Linked DNA regions of Homo sapiens: all the other regions are linked to region 1. A link is a loop called in an ENCODE intact Hi-C map of the cell type or tissue named here. Cell type or tissue: PC-9. All regions are shown on one strand. Each heading gives the region's core, and the rest is flanking DNA. Links, peaks and the distances in the headings are about the cores only.

Region 1 (10,327 bases), core at 2,719-7,718:
TACCTCCCTCTCACATGAAAACTGTGTATTTCTGGCTGGGCACAGTGGCTTACACCTGTAATCCCAGCACTTTGGGAGGCCGAGGCAGGTGGATCACTTGAGGTCAGGAGTTCCAGACCAGCTTGGCTAACATGGTAAAACCCCGTCTCCACTATGACTACAAAAAAATTAGCTGAGCATGATGATGTACACCTGTAGTCCCAGCTACTAGGGAGGGTGAGGCAGGAGAATCACTTGAACCCAGGAGATGGGGGTTGTGGTGAGCTGAGATTGCACCACTGCACTCCAGCCTGGGCAACAGAGTAAAACTCCATCTCCCAAAAAAAAAAAAAAAGAAGAGAAAGAAAATTGTATTTCTCAATAGCCTGCCCTTTTCCCTTTAAATATTGAAGCCCTCAAAATCATCTTCAGAGAAAAGCATAGACCTGCCTCCCAGGCATATGTCCTTAATTTTGGCAAATAAACCTCCTGAAATGATTGAGACTCACCTGGCTCATTTTCCTTGATTGACAGGCACTTGCCTCATGTTTCTCTTCCTGGCTGGGTGTTGGATTGGGGGCAGGGGAGTGGGTGTCTGGCTTCAGTCCTCCCTGCCAGGGCCACCAGCCGAGGATGCCCTTCACTCTTTTTTTGCTTCTGTCAGTCACAGCCCACATCGAGGTAGGGCCGGGATGAGCTGAGAGAACTCAGTCATCCCCAGGGGCAACACTTCCTCCCAGCTGAATGAACTTGGAAGGCAAATTTCATGAAGACATTACCCATCATTAAAGAAAATCGCAGGTCCCTTTCCCGCTGCCGGGGATGCTTGCAGACAGGAGAGGCCGGGCCGTCTGTGTTTCATCAGGCTCCCCACCTCCCTCTGTCTACTGGGGCCCTGCCGCGTGTCCTCCTGCTGCGTTCCCAGCAGAGGAACAGGAGGTGGCCTTTGTCCTCCTGCCCAGGCGCGTCCTTACCCTTGAAGTTGGGTGGAAAGGGAGGGCTGGGCCTGAGCAGTCAGGCTGGCCAGGTAGACCACCCTTCCCTTCAGGGGCAGGACACCGCGGCCAGAGAAGTCCCTGCCAGCCAGGTTTCCAAAGGTCACAGCAAGGGTACACGCTGTGGAGACCTGGGAACCTTTTCTCTTTAGGAGTCTCTGCACACAGGTCCTAAGGGTGAGGCCCCCAACAAAGCACAGAAATGCATGGATTCCAAGCCATCCAGGCTGGGAAACAGTGTGGGGTCTCTGGAGGAGTTTGCCTCCGCCCACACAGGGAGACGTACCTGGGGCACAGGCAGTGGTCACAGACACACCTCATGTAGACTCAAAGAGATAGGGACAGACCATATACGGGATGTTGCAACCGGGGAAAGAGCCGAACTTGATCCCAACACCACCCTGCAGATGGGGACTTACAGCCATGAGCAGCGAGGGGTCAGTGGATGGAAAATTGCTAAGAGGAGAACTTCAAGTGGGGGTTCTTGCTAAAGGCAGACCAAGGACCTGGATATGGCCGGGGGAAAGCAGAGGTGCTGAGGAACTCGATCAGATTTCAAGGGTTGGGGTGACTCAGTAGGATTCTCTGCTGAGACTGGCGTGGGCAGGCTGAGGACCGGGCTCGAGAACGGAGGCCTTATCAAAAGAGGGTTCAGTGGGCCAGGCACAGTGGCTCACGCCTGTAATCCCAGCACTTTGGAAGGCCGAGGCGGGTGGATTGCCTGAGGTCAGAAGTTTGAGACCAGCCTGGCCAACATGGTGAAACCCCGTCCCTACTAAAATACAAAAATTAGCCAGGCGTGGTGGCAGGCGCCTGTAATCCCAGCCACTTGGGAGGCTGAGGCAGGAGAATCGCTTGAACCAGAGAGGCAGAGGTTGCAGTGAGCCGAGATCGCACCACTGCACTCCAGCCTAGGTGATAGAGTGAGATTCTGTCTCAAAAAAAAAAAAAAAGAGGGCTCAGCAGAGTCTGCCTGAAGTTGGGTCAAGGAGGGAGCCTTTTGTCAGGCCTCAGCATAATAAGGGGGTTCTGAATCTGGGGGAGGAGGAAAGGTAGATTCTCAGGACTCCAGGCAGGGCGCGTCCCTCCCCTGGGGCGTGGTCTGGCTCCTGGGGGCTGGTGTCTGTTCTCAGCCCTCAGTAGGAACCCTTCCACTTCACATGGGCTGCCTGTGATGTCAGCATCGCCAAGCCCTGTCCCTCCTGCCATCTCCCCATCCGCACATTCTGTGTCCACCGCAAGCACCTTCAGGTGGCATCGGTCCATCTGACGCGTGCTGAGAAGGCAGTCCGGCCCGCAGGCATGGGGCCGCCCCTCCCTGCCCTTCCTCTCTGCTCGGTCATGCTGTGATTATGCTGAGAACTGACAGCACCTGCAACCTGCATTTTTATTAATTAGATAACACAAGTCTTCTATAATTTTCATTTTTATTCCCCACCCCCCCCCACCGCCACTCCACTTAGAGCGGAGGTTCTCAGAGTGGGGCCCCTGGGCCAACAGCCTCTGCATCAGCTGGATTCTCGTTGGGATCACAGAGCCCGGGGCCACCCCAGATTGTGGGGCAGCAATCTGTATTTCACAAGCCCCCAATGGACTCTGATGCAGGCTAAGGTTTGAGAGTCACTGATTTAGAGTAAAATTTTGGTTTCTGTTTTAAGCAAATTCACTGAAAGTAGCCAGTTATCCTTGTTAAAAAGGCTTTCAGTGTTTCCCTATTTTAGGGGTCTTGCTGTCTGCCCAGGCTGGAGTGCAGTGGCACAATCATACCTCGCTGCAATCTTGACATCTGGGGCTCAAACCAACCTCCCACCTCAGCTCCTGAGTAGCTGGGACTACAGGGGCACACAACCATGCCTGGCTTTTTTTATTTTTTAATTTTTTGAAAGAAAGGGTATTTCTATATTGCCCAGGCTGGCCTTGACTCAAGCAATCCTCCCATCTCAGCTTCCCGAGTAGCTGAGACTACAGGCCCTTGCCACCACGCCTGGCTAATTTTATTTTTTGTAGAGACAAAAAAGTAAGACTCACGTTGTTGCCCAGGCTGGTCTCAAGCTCCTGGTCTCAGACAATCCTCCTGTCTCGGCCTCCCGAAGTTCTCGGCGCGCAGGTATGAACCCCCACGCCCAGCCTTCCCTGCTTTATGGTCATTCACACCTGAGGCCTGAGTTGCCTTCAACAAGCCCCACGGGTTACCTGAGTGGCAGGTGTAACTTAAGGCTGAGGTTCTCTGCTTAGCCACGGGCAGAATCACCTGGGACGCTTTGAGAATTAAGGGCACTGGAGGGTCGGGGCCAAGCGTGGAGGCTTTCAAAGCACCTGTTTGGGTCCAAGTACACACAGGGCGGGGAATCTTTGCTCCATGGGTCCACGCTCCTCAGAAGTGACCCTTGCTGCTCTGGGTCTATTTCAGCAGAACCATCACCAACCAAACAAATGAGAAATCAGGGCGGATTGGACTCAGAGACAAATGCTTTCCGGTGAGCAGCCAGGCGCACAGCAGAACGATAGAGGAGCGCTCAGAACTCGGGAGTACCTGTCACCTCTGCCATGGTGGCTGGGCTCGCTCACGGTGACTGTTTCCCTAGCAGGAGAGACCCTGGCTGTGACCCTGCAGCCTGTGCCTCCTGCTGCTGCAGGGAGAGAGGGAGTGCCCGGCGCCTACCTGGGCTTTTCCGGGCCGTCCGTCCGCTCATCATGCCCCTTGCCCCAGCTCACTTCACATCTTCGCTGGGTGGGGATTCAAGGACAGGCTGGGCTCTAGGAGGTCAATGGTCCCTCCCCGGGCTTCCAGCATGTTGTAGCTCAACTTCTACCAGACATCTGGAAATACCAAATTTCTTTCCTTAAAGGGACAAAGACCCCTTTTCTTTGGAATATATATATATATATATATATATATATATTTTATTTATTTATTTTTTTTGAGACAGAGTTTCACTCTTGTGCAGGCTGGAGTGCAATGGTACAATCTCGGCTCACTGCAATCTCCGCCTGCCGGGTTCAGGTGATTCTCCTGCCTCAGCCTCCAGAGTAACTGGAATTACAGGTGTGCACCACCACACCCAGCTAATTTTGTATTTTTTGTAGAGACGGGGGGGGGGTTTCACCATGTTGGCCAGGCTGGTCTCGAACTCCTGACCTCAGGTAATCCACCTGCCTTGGCCTCCCAAAGTGCTGGGATTACAGGCGTGAGCCACTGTGCCCGGCCCTGGAATATATTTTTTTAAACCCTAAACTGTATTATAGAATAATCTCTTCCTCAGTGACTTGGTTTATAATATATTGGGAAAAAAAAAACTCTATGATGAAAATCAAGTGCTGTAAGTTAAATATCTGAGTCCAAATGATGTCAAAAAGCGGCAAGGCACTGGGCTTCCCCCATTCAGAGAGCACCCTCCCCTTCCTGCCCCGCGCTTCTGTTGACCTTTGGTCCTGTTTGCAGGAAGCTCTCAAGTTTAACTCTGAACTTGAAGGGAAGGAAGGGAGTGAACCACATGGCCCTGGGGTCGGGGCCTCTGGCCGAAGGGCGCTCAGCTTGGTCTGTAAAATGAAATGTGTTTTGAATGTCATGAGTCAGGAAAAAAGAATTTGAGCGCAGTCTGGAAATGAAATTTCCTGCCTGTGGTTTGACTCACGTCTGTCTGTCTCGAAATCTACCCCAAGGACATTTATTCCACTGTGACAGGGCTCATCTCTGAGGAGCACCAGACTCCTGCGGTGGGGAGGGAAGATTATCCGCGCTGCAGAGACTAGCTGGCCTCCGGAAGCCGCCTCCTGACCCCGCGTCAAGCACCGCGGTGGATGGCGCAACCCAGCTTTGGGAATTAATTACCCAAGGCGCGTTTCCGTGCAGTCTGGCCTCCCTCCCTGAAGGCTTCTTAAGCAATAGGGAACTAGGAGGAGTTGAGACCAGCCTGGCAAACGTGGTGAAACCCCATCTCTATTAAAAATACAGATGGGGGCAGGGCGCGGTGGCTCACGCCTGTAATCCCAGCACTTTGGGAGGCCGAGGCAGGTGGATCACTTGAGGTCAGGAGCTTGAGACCAGCCTGGCCAACATGGTGAAACCCCGTCTCTACTAAGAATACAAAAATTAGCCGGGCGTGCATGCGCCTGTAATCCCAGCTACTGGGGAGGCTGAGGCAGGAGAATCGCTTGAACCCAGGAGGCGGAGATTGCAGTGAGCTGAGATCACACCACTGCACTCCAGCCTGGGTGACAGAGGGAGACTCTCTCTCAAAAAAAAAAAAAAAAAAAAAAAATTATAGATGGGAACGAGGAATCGCAACAGTCCTTACTGCCTTTCTTGTCTTGCCTGGCTAGTGCTAAAGTATGTTGAGGAAGGAAAAAAATTATTTTTTACGATTTCAAAGTTAGTTTTATTTAGAAGTTTTATTGAGGACTAGAGACCGACCACAGCCTGGGAGAAGTCTTTTAGAGGGGGTTTGTCGGACTGTTTTGAAATAGTGTTTTAATTTACAGTTTATATACAGGTAGTGGGGGTTTAGTAGGTGTAAAATTATATTAAAGCTTGGGTATAAGAGTATATCTGGTTGTAGATTATAGAATAATTATTAAAAATGAAAAATAAAATCCTGAGCCTCACCACCAACTGAATGAACCCCCTCTTGGCCAAGTTGACCACATAGTCACCTGAAAAATTGAATTCCCAGCCCGATCTCCCAGGGAGGTGAGGCATACCTGCTTATATCCCCTCTCTCTCTTTCTCTTTGTTTTTTTTGTTTCTGTTTTTTTTTTTTTTTTTTTTTTTGAGACGGAGTCTCGCTCTGTTGCCCAGGCTGGAGTACAGTGGCGCGATCTTGGCTCACTGCACCCTCCACCTCACAGGTTCAAGCGATTCTCCTGCCTCAGCCTCCTGAGTAGCTGGGATTACAGGCGCCCTCCACCACACCTGGCTACTTTTTTGTATTTTTAGTAGAGACGGGGTTTCACCATGTTAGTCAGGATGGTCTCTATCCCCTCTCTTTTGGAGTTTAGGCACAGATGACCAGCACTAAGGTTAGAAAAGAGATCAGAAGTCTGGCAGAAGAGACTCCTGTGGCAATGAGATACCATGTTCCAACTTGGCCCTGGTGTAGTATCACATGACAGATGGCAGACCCTGAAGGAAATCAAAATATTTTACCCCACAATATATTTTTTTCTTTTTTTTGGAGACAGGGTCTCGCTCTGTTGCCCAAGCTGGAGTGCAGTGGCACATCTCAGCTCACTGCAACCTCCGCCTCCTGGGTTCAGATGATTCTCCTGCCTCAGCCTCTCGAGTAGTTGGGATGACAGGCGCCCACCACCACACCCAGCTAATTTTTGTATTTTTAGTAGAGACGGGGTTTCACCATGTTGGCCAGGCTTGTCTCGAACTCCTGACCTCAGATGATCCGCCCGCCTAGGCCTCCCAAGGTGCTGGGATTACTGGCGTGACATATGTTGAAACGGCCCTACAAAGCTGTCTTTTGTGAGGGAAATTTGCATTCTGTAGAAAAGCACCATTAATGCAGCCAGGTCTTTCCCAGATCTAGGAAATACTAAGAGTCTGACACGTTTAAGGTCTGAAAAGAGACATTGACCACCTATTTCCTCTGAAGGCTGTTACCTGGAGATTTCATCTATACAACAAGAACCTTGGTCTCCACAACCCCCCTTATCTTAACTCAAGCATTTCTTTCTACTGACCTCAAGACTTTAGCCAAAGCTTAACTCTTTCAACCAATTGCCAATTGGAAAATCTTTGAATCTTCCTGTGACCTGTAAGCCCTCCAACTCCCACTTCAAGGTATCCCACCACTTTAGGCTGAACCAATGTATACGCTCCATGTACTGATTTATGTCTTTGCCTGTAACTTTGGTCTCCCTAAAATGCACTGTAAACCAAAAATACAATTCTAAGCTCCCCCATCATCTGAATGGACCTCTCCTCTTGGCCAAGGGCTTTCCAAAGTCAACCTGAAAAACAGTTCAACACTTTAAACATTTTAGCAAAACTATTACTTCGTTATGTTCCAAATTATTCCATTCAATTCAGAAGATATTTTCTGAGAGTGCCTATTACACGGAAAAGGTAATCACAGAATCTGTTACACAAACTGGGATACCTTTTTTTTAAGAGACAGAGTCTCGCTATGTTGCCTAGGCTGGTCTGGAACTCCAGCCTAGAAGGGGATGTTGGACATGCCTCATTATGTCCTCTTCCCTTTGGAACTCAGGCACAGCTGACCAGCAGTAACATCAACACAGAGACCCTAAGACTGATAGAACAGACTCTTTAGATCTGATAAGAAACATTTACCATCTATTCTCTCTGAAGCCTGCCTCCTGGAGGCTTCGTCTGTGTGGTAAAACCTTGGTCTCCACAACCCCTTATCTTAACCCAGACATTCCAGGTCTTTAGAGAATAGCTCTTTAAACCAATTGCCAATCCGAAAATCTTTGAATCTACCTATGACCTGGAAGTCCCCCCAACCCCCACCCCGACTTCCAGTTGTCCCGCCTTTCTGGACCCAACCAATGTACATCTTACGTGTAATGACTGATGCCTCATGTCTCCATAAAATGTATAGAACCAAGCTGGAACCCAATCACCGTGGACACACGTTCTCAGGATCTCCGGGGGCCACTGGTCACTCATATTTGGCTCAGAATAAATCTCTTCAAATATTTCACACAGTTTGACTCTTTTTTGTCAACAGTATAAAACCAAATTGTAACTTCACCACCCTGGGCACACTTTCTCAGGAACTCTTGAGACAGTTCTGCCACTGTGGTTGCTCATGTTGGCTCAGGATAAGCATCTCTGAATATTTTACAGAGTTTGGTTTTCTCATCAACATTGTGACTCTCATCAGTGGTTACCATGTGTGTAGGAAACAACAAGGGGTCAGGTTTTTTTTTTTTTTTTTTTTTTTTGAGATAGAGTTTCATTCTTGTTGCCCAGACTGGAGTGCAATGGCACGATCTCAGCTCACGGCAACCTCCGCCTCCCGGCTTCAAGCAGTTCTCCCACCTCAGCCTCCCGAGTAGCTGGGATTGTAGGCATGCGCCACCACACCCGGCTGATTTTGTACTTTTAGTAGAGATAGGGTTTCTCCATGTTGGTCAGGCTGGTCTCGAACTCCTGACCTCAGGTGATCTGCCTGCCTCGGCCTCGGCCAAAAATCTGTAAACTCTGGGTTCTCTGAGTTTGCTGAAACGCAAAACCTCTGAGCTCACAGCTGCTCACTCAGCCCAAAGTGCTGGGATTACAGGTGTGATCCACTGCGCCTGGCCAGGTCAGGTATTTTTTAAGGAATATAGTGACTTAGGTAAGAGATGTTGAAGGGGCAGGTGTTTTGTTTTGTCTTTTAAATATTTTTGTGGAGAGTTACATGTCAGCACAGAGTCAGGGGCTATGCGAAATTATGCTCACAAGCAGAAATGAGTAAACACGGCTTTTTATATTTATTTCATTTTGTAAGTTTTCTCTTTTGCTCATAAATCCACCATCCAGTTATGTTTATAAGACCAGTGTTGACTGTCTCATGGTTAGGAAGCTTCTTTTTTAGGAAGACATGTAATTTGTACTTGTAAGGAATGAGTATTGGGCCCAGTGTGTATATTTGTCTATTTATCGGAAAATATGTTTTGGATTATATCTATTTTTTAATTAATATGAGCTGGCGTTTTTTTTTCTGAGACAGGTTCTCACTCTGTCACCCAGGCTGGAGTGGAGTGATATGATCGCAGCTCACTGCAGCCTTGACCTCCCGGGCTCAAGTAATCCTTCCACCTCAGCCTCCTGCATAATGGGACTGCAGGCACATGCCACCATGATCAGTGTGACACACTGGCCTCCTGGCCACATCTGCACTGTAGCAAACGGCTTCCTGAGAGAGGAAAATGCAAACTCCTCATCAGGCTGCGAACTCTCTGTGGCTGGAAATTTGTAAACTCTGAGTTCTCTGAGTTTGCTGAAATGCAAAAACTCTGAGCTCACAGCTGCTCACAGGGATTTTTGAGGATTTTGCAAGGGGCTAGGTCTGCCCCTAACCCTTCCTTCAAGTTCACAGCCTACCTTAGGGGTGGCAGAGGTCAGCAAACCTCCCACAAAGGGCCAGGGTGTACTTTAGGCTTTGAGAGCCAGATGATCTCTGCGGCAGCATTTCAACTCTGACACTGGAGTTCTACAGCAGTCACAGACAATATGTAAGTGAATAGGCGTGGCTGTGTGCCAATAAAACTTTACTTAAAACAGGCAGAGGGCTAGATTTGGGTCCGCTTCAGTCACCCCAGTAATTGGGAGAGGCAAACTCCCATTTCTAAACTATTCCTCTCTGTTGCCTTCTCAGAAACTTTTTGCCTGCTATTGTCCCTACCCCCACTTTCTCCTCGTCTACCAGCTCGCTGCCACCAAAATGCAAATATGCCATAGAATCCCGCATCTCAAAAACAAGACAAGGCCACCTCCCTCCAGCTGCCACCCCCCTCCAGCTGCCACCCCATCCCTCTGCTTCAAGTAGCGGATTCAAAAAGCCCATAGCCCACCCACTCCTCAGCCGCCTCTGTGGCTTTGACCTCCATCCTCACCTTCTCTAAACCAGCTCTCATCAAAGTCCCATACAGATCCCTCCAACCATTTTTGCCTGGGGCAGTGTGTGTAGCCAGGCCAGCAGGCCCAGGGGGCAGGTTAGGGAGGTTCAGAGCACAAGGAAACAGGAAGAGGAAAACCTTACTTAGCCTTTCAAAATGTTTACTGACCTCATAGAAAGCCCTAAAAAAGGCAAATGGTTAGTTACCGGGCTGGCTGGGCCTTGCGTGCTGGCATCTGTTGGTTTACAGCATGACTGGTATTTAGAATGACCTGGAAGCTCCCAACTTCGAATTGTCCCAAACCTTTCCAGACCGAACCAATGTATACCTTATATGTATTGATTGATGTCTTATTTACCCCCAGAAGTTCTATAGGTTATACACCTCCCATTTTGTCAGTTGCTGAGACTATTGAATTGCAGAAAATGTACACCTCATGTCTCGCAAACCTATGAATCGTCACAGTGGTTGCTCCGTGGTCTTTGCCTCGTATCTGTTGTCTAAACCCAAGCCCCAATGGGGACATATGTTCTTATCCAAGATGTCCATTTTCCTCACAAGGCATAAGCCAGAGATCTCTGAAATCCACACAGCCAAGCTCCTCAGGGTCCATGCTCAGCCATCCACATCACAGCATAGCATCTGCGGCAGAATCACTGAAGCAAGAGCGGCAGTTTTGGGAGGGTCAGAATCTTGTCACTTCCAGCCACGTGACTCCTAAACCACGATTTCTAATCTTGTGGCTCATGTTAGTCCTACAAAGGCAATCTAGT
Region 2 (5,000 bases), core at 1-5,000, 67 kb before region 1:
AGCTGAGATCGTGCCACTGCACCCCAGCCTGGGCAACAGAGCAGGACCTTGTCTCAAAAATAAATAAAAATACTTTTTAAAAAAGAAAATATGCTGGCATCGTTAGTCAGTAGGAAATACAAATGAAACCACAAAATCTTTCTCATAGATTGAGCCTCTGATGGTCTGAATATTCCCCCCAAAATTTCTCTGTTGAAATCCTTACCTCGTATTAGGAGGCAGGGCCTTTGGGAGGTGATGAGGTCATCGGGGCGTGGCCCTCAGGAATGTGATTTGTGCTCTTATTTATGTGTTTATTTTTTGAGATGGAGTCTCACTCTATCGCCCAGGCTGGAGTACAGTGGCACGATCTTGGCTCACTGCAACCTCTGCCTCCCAGGTTCAAGCAATTCTTCTACCTCAGCTTCCCGAGTAGCTGGGATTACAGGTGCACACCACCACGCCCAGTTAATTTTCGTATTTTTCGTAGAGACGGGGTTTCATCATGTTGGCTAGGCTGTTCTCAAACTTCTGACCTCAGGTGATCCACCTGCCTCGGCCTCCCAAAGTGCTGAGATTACAGGCATGAGCCACCACACCGGGCCTGATTCATGCTCTTATAAAAGGGACCCTGGAGCGATTTCTCAGCCCCGGCCTGCTCCACTTCCACCACATGAGGATGCAGTGAGAGGGGACTGTCTATGAGCCACAAAGTGCGTCCTCACCAGACATTACATCTGCCTTGACTGTGGACTTCCCAGCCTCCAGAACGGTGAGGAATAAAATGTTGTTTATGAGCCACTGAGTTTATGGGATTTTGTTAGAGCACCTTGAACAGACTAAGTGGTATTCCTTACTTAAAAAAATTTCTTTAAAAAAGGTGAGATGTGAGAGAGAATGAGAGGAGGAGGAAAAAGACGAAGGGAGGGGAAAAAAGAAAGGGGGGCAGTCAAAGGCGAGCCCCCACCCACATACAGAGAGAGGTGAACATATCCTGCTTTAGCGGAGGGACCCCACCTCGCGATCTCAGGGCCCTTCGGATGCCTCCACCCAACACCAGAAACCTTCTTGTCACATTCTTACAACCAAAGGGTGCCCAGAGCCTGCCCTCTTGTTGCCGGGGGCAGCTCCCTGCAGAATCCCGGGCCCCACCCACGCGGCGTGCCCTGCACTCACCACAACAACCATGTCCCAGAGCTCCTTCAGTAGGCGGACCTCCCGGTGGCAGGCCTTGAGCTGCTTGTAGTCTGGGACGGGGACCTCGAACAGGCCCCCGGACTTGGACAGCGCCTCCATGATGCCTTCCATGGCGGAGATGCTCTTTTGTTGCTAGGGGCGGCGAGGGGGCCGTCAGTAGGGCTACCTACCCTCAGCGGTGCCCCACCCCACTCCCCGACGTTCTGCCCGTCTCTCCAGTGTGCCCTCCCTGATAAACCTTCTGGGAGGAGGTGTCCATACAACGGTGTCCCACCTGGAGGGAGGACAGAGCCCTCCATCCCCCAAGGCCTCCTGGGTCCTGCCTGCAGGGGAGGGCGGGTGACCTCTACCCACACCAGCGTGGGGACTGACTCCCAATGGGCATGGTAAATGCCTCATTTCCTCCTGAGAGTTTCTGATTTCCCAGCATTTCTTCAACTTTCATATTATATTTTTATCTTATTAAAAATGACTTAAGTAATGCTTTGAAAATGAGATAATTCAGATAAGCAAAGAGGAAAAATCCGTAGTGTCCTCTCAAATCCCATGACTAAGAGTTGGCCGTCGTAGCACCTGGTGATAGTGGGTGTGTTTGCGTGGACACGTAACAGGCAGGCTGTGGCAAAGGTGGGCTCGGAGCGTGTGCACACACATGGACACGCAGGGACTGCCTGCTCTGGTCACCAGCTGGAGCTCCACAGCTCCCCTTGGATGGGCATGGGGCACCCCTCACCCCAAATCTTTCCAGAAAATCCAGCCCGGGGCCCTAGGGAGAGAATGGCTGCATCTCCATCGTGGCTTGAGGAATGCGACATGAGGAAACGGCCATGAGGAAAGGTCGGATTGGAGCTGGAGGCCAAAGAGCCGAAGCTCAGGGAGGGGAAGAGTGAGGCAACCCTGAGGACCCTGGGGTTCACATTTGCTAGAGCCTGTGAGGCGGAGGTGCAGGTGGGGCCGACCCAGCAGTACCTGGGCACCGTACTGGGAGCAAAGAGGAACTGACAAGGGCCCCACTGGGCCCCAAGAGGCCCCCCTGGGCCCTGAGCACCCCACATGCTCCTGCCCACAAGGGCCTTTTGGGCCTGAGCTTGAGTGGGCTGCCAGGTCCAGGGCTGTGTGAATTTGTGCACTGGACGTGACCATGAACTTGGACAGTGGGAACAGAGTGGGAACACGAGTGAAGCCTGGCTGCTGCCCGATGTGGTGGGTCAGGAGAGGCAGGAGGCAGGGAGAGATGGCAGGTGAGTATTAAGCCCAGGGGACAGGAAGCTGCTGAATGTGAACAGAGTGGAGATTAGGGGGCGGAGTCAGGCTAAGGGACTATGGGTCACACAGGGTGTTAAGGGGCCTGAGCCGTGGGCCTGGAGCCATGCTCTGAGCTGCGAGACACAGAGGGGACACCATGTGGTCTGGGGGGCTGCTCGGTTTGCATGTTCACGTACACACCCATGCATGTGCTCGCACACGTATGTGCATGCATACACATAAGAGCACTCGTGCACGGCCCCAAGGTCAGTCCGGCGGAGACCACGTTTCTGGACTTGAAAGGATAACTACTTGAGAAAAGAAAGCAGTGGGGTTCCCAGACTTACCCCCTGATCTCACCCTTGAGCAAAAATACCTTATTCAGGGACTTGTAGGGGTTGGGGTCGCTGAAGGAGAACGGGGCCTCGCGCCTGAACCTCTCCCTGAACTCATGTTGCTTGAGCTGCGAGAGAAGAGTGCAAAGTACAGAGAGTCACGGGGCGGCCACCTGCCCCAAGGGTGGCCCCACCCTGTATGCCGCAGGGCCCTGGGTGAGCCCCACGCTGCTCCCCGGAAATCCCGCCACCCTGCCCCAGGTATAATACCTCGAATTGCTGGCATTTCCGCCGCAGGATGCTGACCTCGTTGGCCTGGAGTGGTGCCACGGTCAGCTTCACCTGAATGGCCAGTTTCTTGGTATTTGCCCAGTGCTCCGGCAGCTCCTGCGGGAAGCAAAGGCAGAGGAGGGCTCCTTTCTCATTTCTTTTCTTAAACCTTCTATTGTGAAATAATTAGAGACTGGTAAGAAGCTGCAAAAACAGTGCAGGGGCCGGCGCGGTGGCTCACACCTGTAATCTCAGCACTTTGGGAGGCTGAGATGGAAGGATCACTTGAGCCCAGGAGTTCGAGACCAGCCTGGGCAACAAAGTGAGACCCCATCTCTACAAAAAATACAAATTCTTTTTAGCTGGGCGTGATGATATGGGCCTGTAGTCCCAGCTACTCAGGAGGCTGAGCTGGGATGATCACTTGGACTAGGAAGGCAGAGGCTACTGTGAGCAAGATTGTACCACTGCACTCCAGCCTGGGTGACAGAGTGGGACCCTGTCTCAAAAAAACAAAAACAAAAACCAGCCTCCTTAATGGCGAACTAGGACATTGACATTGGTGTCTCTGTTAACTAGACCAGAGAATGTACTCACCTTTCATCATGTTTTTAAACCTGAATCCATTTGTGGGTGTGGGTGTGGGTGTGGTCTCCCATGCAATTTTATCCCACGTATGGATTTGTGCAAACACCGCCACAATCAAGATATGGATTGTCCATTACAACAGAGGAATTCCCTTTCTATCCCTCCACCACAATCCTGCCCCTGGGGACCGCTAAGCTCTTCTCCAGCTCTATAATGTTGTCATTTCCAGAATGGCTGCAACAATCAGATGAATTTTGGTATTTCCCAAGTTCCCCACACTTGGGTAAATACTATAGTTGTAAATATTTAATTATTATTTATTCATTTTTGAGACAGAGTCTCACTCTACTGCTGAGGCTGGAGTGCAGTGGTGCGATCTTGGCTCACCACAACCGCTGCCTTCTGGGTTCAAGTGATTCTCATGCCTCAACCTCCCGAGCAGCTAGGATTACAGGCGCCTGCCACCACGCCTGGCTAATTTTTAAATTTTTAGTAGAGATGGGATTTTGCCATGTTGCCCAGACTGGTCTTGAACTCCTTGGCTCAAGTAATCTGCCCGCCTCGGCCTCCCAAAGTGCTGAAATTACAGGCATGAGCCACCACACCGGGCCATAAAATATTTTAAAGAAAAAAAAAATCCCAGCCCATGAACTTTTTGCCTGCAGTGGAGACTTCTCTAGTTCTTCTATGGTTGCTGGCTGTATGGTTTCTGTCTGCATTTTTACTACCCCAGTTGCCTCGTGTGTGGCTTGGAGCACCTCAGGGTGGGACGGCTGAGAACCTGCTCAGTCCTTTTATTTTCTTTCTTTTGACACAGGGTCTTGGCTCTGTCACCCAGGCTAGAGTCCAGTGGTACAATCATACATCACTGCAGCCTTGACTTCCTGGGCTCAACTGATCCTCCCACCTCCTGAGCAGCTGGGACTACAGGTGTGCGCCACCATGCCTGGCTAATTTTTTAAATTTTTTGTAGAGACAGGGTTTTCCTGTGCTGCCCAGGCCGGGGCCCCTCCCTCTTGTCACCCCCAGGGCTGTGGGGTCTTGGGCACTGTCTGGAGTCGGTGCATAAGACAGGAGGGTGGGCCCTGTCTGTGGCTGGACACAGAGAAGGGGAGAGGGCGGGAGGAGGGGTGGACGGGCTGGGAGGAGTTGGAAACTCCAGGCCAGACTCAAGAGATGAGGGAGCGGGGTCTCCTCGGTGGCCACACCTAGACGTGGCTGGGAGGCAGCTCTAGGACACACCCTCTCCATCCTCCCACCCTCGCCCAGCCTGCACACACCCCTCCACGCTGACAGCTGAGGTTCTTTGAATTCGCTATCAAGTGCTGTGCAAACGCAGCTGCCAGCCCCGCCCCCTTCAGCTGCCTAATCCCTCCCCAGGGTCCC
Region 3 (5,000 bases), core at 1-5,000, 58 kb before region 1:
TCCTCCCTCATCTCTATGAGGTCTGTGTTATCTTCCAGGTCCATCTGAAAGGGGCAGGGGAGAAGCAAAAAGGGGAGGTATGTTGCCTGGTTCATAATTTAGGTGTTGTCCTCTCGGCCTTGAGAAGTGGTTCTCTGTTGGCGAAAGGGCTTCCAATCTCTCATGATGACCTGCTCTTTTTCCAGCCTGGGCCGATCACCCCTCTTTAGGCAACCTGGTGGTCCCCCACTCCTGGGAGGTCACCATACTGATGCCAAACTTAGTGGATAGCACACTACAGCCCAGAACTCCTGGGCTCAAGCGATCCTCCTGCCTCAGCCTCCCAAGTAGCTGGGACCACAGGCACGTGCCACTGTGCCTGGCCCAAGCTCTCACCACGGGAAATAGGAACCTTTGCCGATTTGCAATATTCTGCCATGGGAAGGTATGCCAAGTGTGACGTTTGTCTGGGGAACCCCGAGATGACTCACACATTGATTCATTCATTCGATAGCTCGCTCTCACTGCGTACCACATGCTGGGATAGATACTGGGGCACAGGCAGGGAGTGTACAGCCCAGGAATGGGGTCTGACATTCATCAAAGAATCACAGAAAAAAGCATCTCCACCCTCCCCCTTGCTTCAGGTGAAATGGGGAGCAGGTCAGGGAATGGCCCCGAGGAAATGGCCATTGGTCTGAGAGCTGATGGATGGGTAGACAAGGAGCAAGAGAAGCGGCTTTCCTGGCAACAGCAAAGCACGTGCAAAGGCCCCGTGGTGGGAGGAGGCAGCGTGTTAGGGGAACTAAAGGAAGTCTACTGTCGGTGGCTAGAGCAGAGAGCACGAGAGGCCAGTGCTATACGGATCTTTTTAGTTGCCAGTGACAGAAAACCCAACCCAAACTGGTTAAGCAAAGAGAGAACTCGTTGGCTTATATACAGGACTGGAGAATCCCAAGGTGGTCGGTGTGTGTATTAATCACATTTTTATTGTCTGCATCTTATGAAATTTTGACATCTTATTTCTTTTTGAGACAGAGTTTCGGTCTGTCACCCAGGCCGGAGTGCAGTGGCCCGATCTCAGCTCACTACACCCTCTGCCTCCCAGGTTCAAGTGATTCTCCTGCCTCAGCCTCCCAAATAGCTGGGATTACAGGCTCCCACCACCATGCCTGGCTAATTTTTTGCATTTTTATTAGAGGCGGGGTTTCACCGTGTTGGTCAGGCTGGTCTCAAACTCCTGACCTCAGGTGATCCACCTGCCTCAGCCTCCCAAAGTGTTGGGATTACAGGCGTGAGCCAATGCGCCCAGCCCAATTTTGACATCTTAAAAAAATAAAATAAAAAAACCTTATGGGCCAGGAAGAGCCGGCCTTTCCCAGGGCTAGGCAATTCTTTGAGATAGCAAAAGGCTCATCTGGGGGCATGCATATGCAAACCAGCCGACCCTCAACCACTCCCCTTTACCCAACTCTCACACCAAGCCAGTATTTCCCCTGCCCTAAATCACCCAGGGTCAGGTACCAGACAACTGAAGACAGCCTATAGCCCAGAGCCCACATGACAGCTGCAGAGAGGCCCCATCGGGACCCAGATGTGCATGGAGATCTTGTCTGTGCAGGGGACCTCGTTGGTAAGGGGTGGCACGAGGAAACGGTGTAATTGAGGAGGTGAAGTCAGTGGGGCTGGGATGGAAGGGGAAGGTTGGCCCTAGGGCTGGGCCGGGCCACCCTGCATGTAAGTTGTGGATGGAAAGAAGCCACAGGGGAGAGAAACCTGAAGCTCCTCGTGGCTGCAGGAAAGCATTTGGTGTGTGCTTCAGAATTCAGCCATGGGCTCGCCTGTGCCTGACATTTGGCTCCCACCCCTCCTCATGGCCCCTCTTTCTGCTCAGGGTTGGGAGTGCAGTGTTCAGAGCACAGGCAGGTGCTTCTGGATTTCAGTGTTGTAACTTCCAGGCATCTACCTGCTCCAGCTGAGATTGTCCCCTGCAGTCCTTTGGATCTCCCCAGGTGGGATCCAAGTTCCAGTTGGGCTGGGCTGGTGGCAGCCTGGCATACCAGAGGCAGGTGAGACCTGCTGCCTGGGGTCTCTGCCCCTTGCTGGTGTCCCCTGTGGGCAGCTCAGCTCTCTAAATCCCTGTGGCAGCCTGGGGCCCACATTCTATCTCCTCCTTGTCCTGACCCAACTCCTCTGGGTTGGCCACCCTGGTACCCATGGGAAGCATCCCTTGGGTACTCTCTGCCACCAAGCTAGGGTACTTGGGTCTCTGGGAAGTGGCCCTGGGACCCAGCAGTCTAGATGCCTGACTCTCTCATTGTCTTCCACAGCTTGGCACCAGGTAAGACTCTGCTAGACCAGCAGGCTTTCGAGGGACCCTTCTCCTGGGCAACAGGCCCTTCAGCTCTGGAATGTTCTGCCTGAGCGTCCCAGGGTGTCTGCAAGGCAGCCTGAGTGTTTGTGCTGGCAGAGCCCAGGGGTGGAGCAGCTCTGTCTGCAGCAACCGTGGGTGCCCAAGAGCAGCCTGCTTTGGGGACAGTGGGAGGGGCACACCCGGGACACACTGATTCTGAGGACATGTGCTAACCTAGCGTCTGCATAACTGGGGCAAATTCTATTCTCAACTCTGGAACAGCTTGCTGCTTGCACTTGGGCCTAAAATCACAGCCATCTTCTCAGCATGGAAACCTCCTCCCACCCTTCCAGAATCCGCTCACACGCCCACTCCTCTCAGGAGCTGTCCTTGACCTTCTCAGGTCATTAGCTGTTCCCTCGTGTCCTCATGTCACCTCTGTACAAGCATGCCTCCCCACCACACATGCAAATACGCACACGGGCACATATGCATCCAAGCACACGCGTACACACACGAGCACACGCACATCCCTCCCTCCTGGACAGGACAGCTCATCTCGCTGTAAATATATGTTATGACAAATCATACGTGTCCATTATTTTACAATTCAAACAACGCAGAAATGCATGAGAGGAAACGCCTGCAGCCACATCCCTCTCCCCTCCCCTCCTTCCTCCCTTCCTGGTAAGCACTCACCCAGATTTTTGCTTGTTTAAGCAAATGAAACCATATTCTAAACATTGTTCTGTAACTTGATAAATGTCTAATAACCTGTCACAACACCTTTCCATCCTTGGCTCATTGTGACAATTCACAGAATCTGGGTTTGGGCCAGAATTGGTCAAGCCACTCCCCTCTTCCACAAACATTTAGGTCACTTAAGTCTTTTCAGATTTTTTTTTATTGCTATACAAATAGGTGCTTTGACAAACACACCACCTCAAACCTCCCTTAAGCGGGGAGCTGAATTTCCCATGACTTTTGTTGTCCTTCCTACCCCAGAGCCTGGCCAGGCTCTCCGTGTGTCTTGTTTGATGCGTTTAGACGAGATGATTTCAGAAGGCAGTGGGAGGCACATTTGTCAAATTGCCTGAGTACTGGGAGAATCAGTGTTTACATTACAGGACTGAGGCCGGGCACGGTGGCTCACACCTGTAATCCCAGCACTTTGGGAGGCCAAGGCGGGTGGATCACAAGGTCGGGAGATTGAGACCATCCTGGCCAACATGGTGAAACCCCGTCTCTACTAAAAATATATAAAAAAAAAGAAAAATTAGCCAGGCATGGTGGCATGCACCTGTAGTCCCAGCTACTCAGGAGGCTGAGGCAGGAGAATCGCTTGAACCCAGGAGGCGGAGGTTGCAGTCAGCTGAGATTATGCTACTGCACTCCAGCCTGGGCAACAGAGCAAGACTCTGTCTCAAAAAATAAAAAAATTAAGAAGTTTAAGACCACTCTGGGCAACAACATGGCAAAACCCCATCTCTACAAAAAAATACATCACCAAGCTGGGCTTGGTGATGCATGCTCGTAATCCCAGCTACTTGGGAGACTGAGGCGGGAGGATCAATTGGGCCCGGGAGGCAGAGGCTGCAGTCAGCCGAGATTGAACCACTGCACTCCAGCCTGGGTGACAGAGTGAGACCTTGTCTCAAAAAAATTACAGGACTGAGTGAACAGTCAGGAAGTTGGGAAAGGTTACCCTCTTGGCATCGTGTCGGGGGGTTGGAAGGATGATGAGGGAATGAAACCCAGGCAGGTTGACTGAGAAGAAGCTGCTTTGGGAAGGACGACAGATGTGGGAGTGGGGAGAGAAGTGGCCATGTCATCCTAGAGGTCACACGATGTCATTTAAAAGGTAAGCAGGGCCGGGCGCGGTGGCTCACGCCTATAATCCCAGCACTTTGGGAGGCCGAGGCGGGTGGATCATGAGTTCAGGAGATCCAGACCATCCTGGCTAACACGGTTAAACCCAGTCTCTACTAAAAAAAAATAAAAAAATTAGCCGGGTGTGGTGGCGGGTGCCTGTAATCCCAGCTACTCGGGACGCTGAGGCAGGAGAATGGCTTGAACCCAGGAGGCGGAGGTTGCAGTGAGCCAAGATCGCGCCACTGCACTCCAGCCTGGGCGACAGAGTGAGATTCCGTCTCAAAAAAAAAAAAAGAAAAAAAGAAAAGGTAAACGGCGAAGCCTTGCCGAGTTAGGGCGGCAACACCAAATGGGGAAAGCAATGGATGACCCTGTGTACGGCCAGAAGAGGCCAGGACTGACCTTGTAGTTCATCCTGTCCTTGGCCAGCCGAGGGATGAGCCTGGCTACGTTGTAGATGTCGTTGACCAGGCCCTCGATCAGTGCCAGGAAGCCGCGATCTGAGCCCACCTCCAGGGTCGGGTTGAAGGTCAGCCCATCCTCGTCCAGCTCCATGCGGATCTCAAACAGGGGAGCGATACTCTCCTGAAAGAGGGGTGGGGTTGGCAGTGGTCAACACCTCTGTCCTCCATCGGATGATTCTCAGTGCCCTGATCATCCACTCCGTACCATCAATGTGTCACTGCCTTCCACTTATCTGGGAAGCTTCTGAGAGCTCGTGTCTCAGCGCACCCCGCTCCTTGAGCAATCGCTACAGAGCCAAATGTACAGCCACAAGGCCAAAAGCAGGCAGGGG

Evidence for each region. Hi-C counts contacts between places; a loop is a spot of excess contacts. Peaks named below come from ENCODE experiments on the same cell type or tissue, not always from the same donor. Only the 100,000 strongest peaks of a DNase experiment are listed, where the experiment ranks them.
Region 2: a loop joins it to region 1, with 11 times the contacts of the local background. A loop is called at or near these places in 3 of 110 quality-filtered maps.
Region 3: it touches region 1 in a loop (6-fold over the local background); 6 of 110 quality-filtered maps call a loop at or near these places.

Annotation. Positions count from the first base shown.
Region 1 is chr17:78,587,863-78,598,189 of GRCh38, forward strand. No RefSeq gene overlaps it. Among named protein-coding and RNA genes, the nearest start is that of DNAH17, 16 kb to the left of the region's middle. RefSeq lists enhancers at 426-938, 939-1,451. In PC-9, for the core only: no CTCF peak of the experiment used is centred there; a DNase peak (open chromatin) is centred at 4,669; H3K27ac peaks cover 2,469 bases.
Region 2 is chr17:78,523,854-78,528,853 of GRCh38, forward strand. It overlaps DNAH17 (dynein axonemal heavy chain 17), which reads right to left. Exons shown (of 81, transcript NM_173628.4): 23 at 3,027-3,143; 24 at 2,798-2,884; 25 at 1,156-1,308. Among named protein-coding and RNA genes, the nearest start is that of DNAH17-AS1, 41 kb to the left of the region's middle. RefSeq lists an enhancer at 1,904-2,519. In PC-9, for the core only: no CTCF peak of the experiment used is centred there; a DNase peak (open chromatin) is centred at 3,078; H3K27ac peaks cover 1,628 bases.
Region 3 is chr17:78,532,693-78,537,692 of GRCh38, forward strand. It overlaps DNAH17 (dynein axonemal heavy chain 17), which reads right to left. Exons shown (of 81, transcript NM_173628.4): 19 at 4,607-4,789; 20 at 1-44. It also overlaps the pseudogene RN7SL454P. Among named protein-coding and RNA genes, the nearest start is that of DNAH17, 42 kb to the right of the region's middle. RefSeq lists an enhancer at 1-875. In PC-9, for the core only: no CTCF peak of the experiment used is centred there; DNase peaks (open chromatin) are centred at 459 and 3,099; H3K27ac peaks cover 2,106 bases.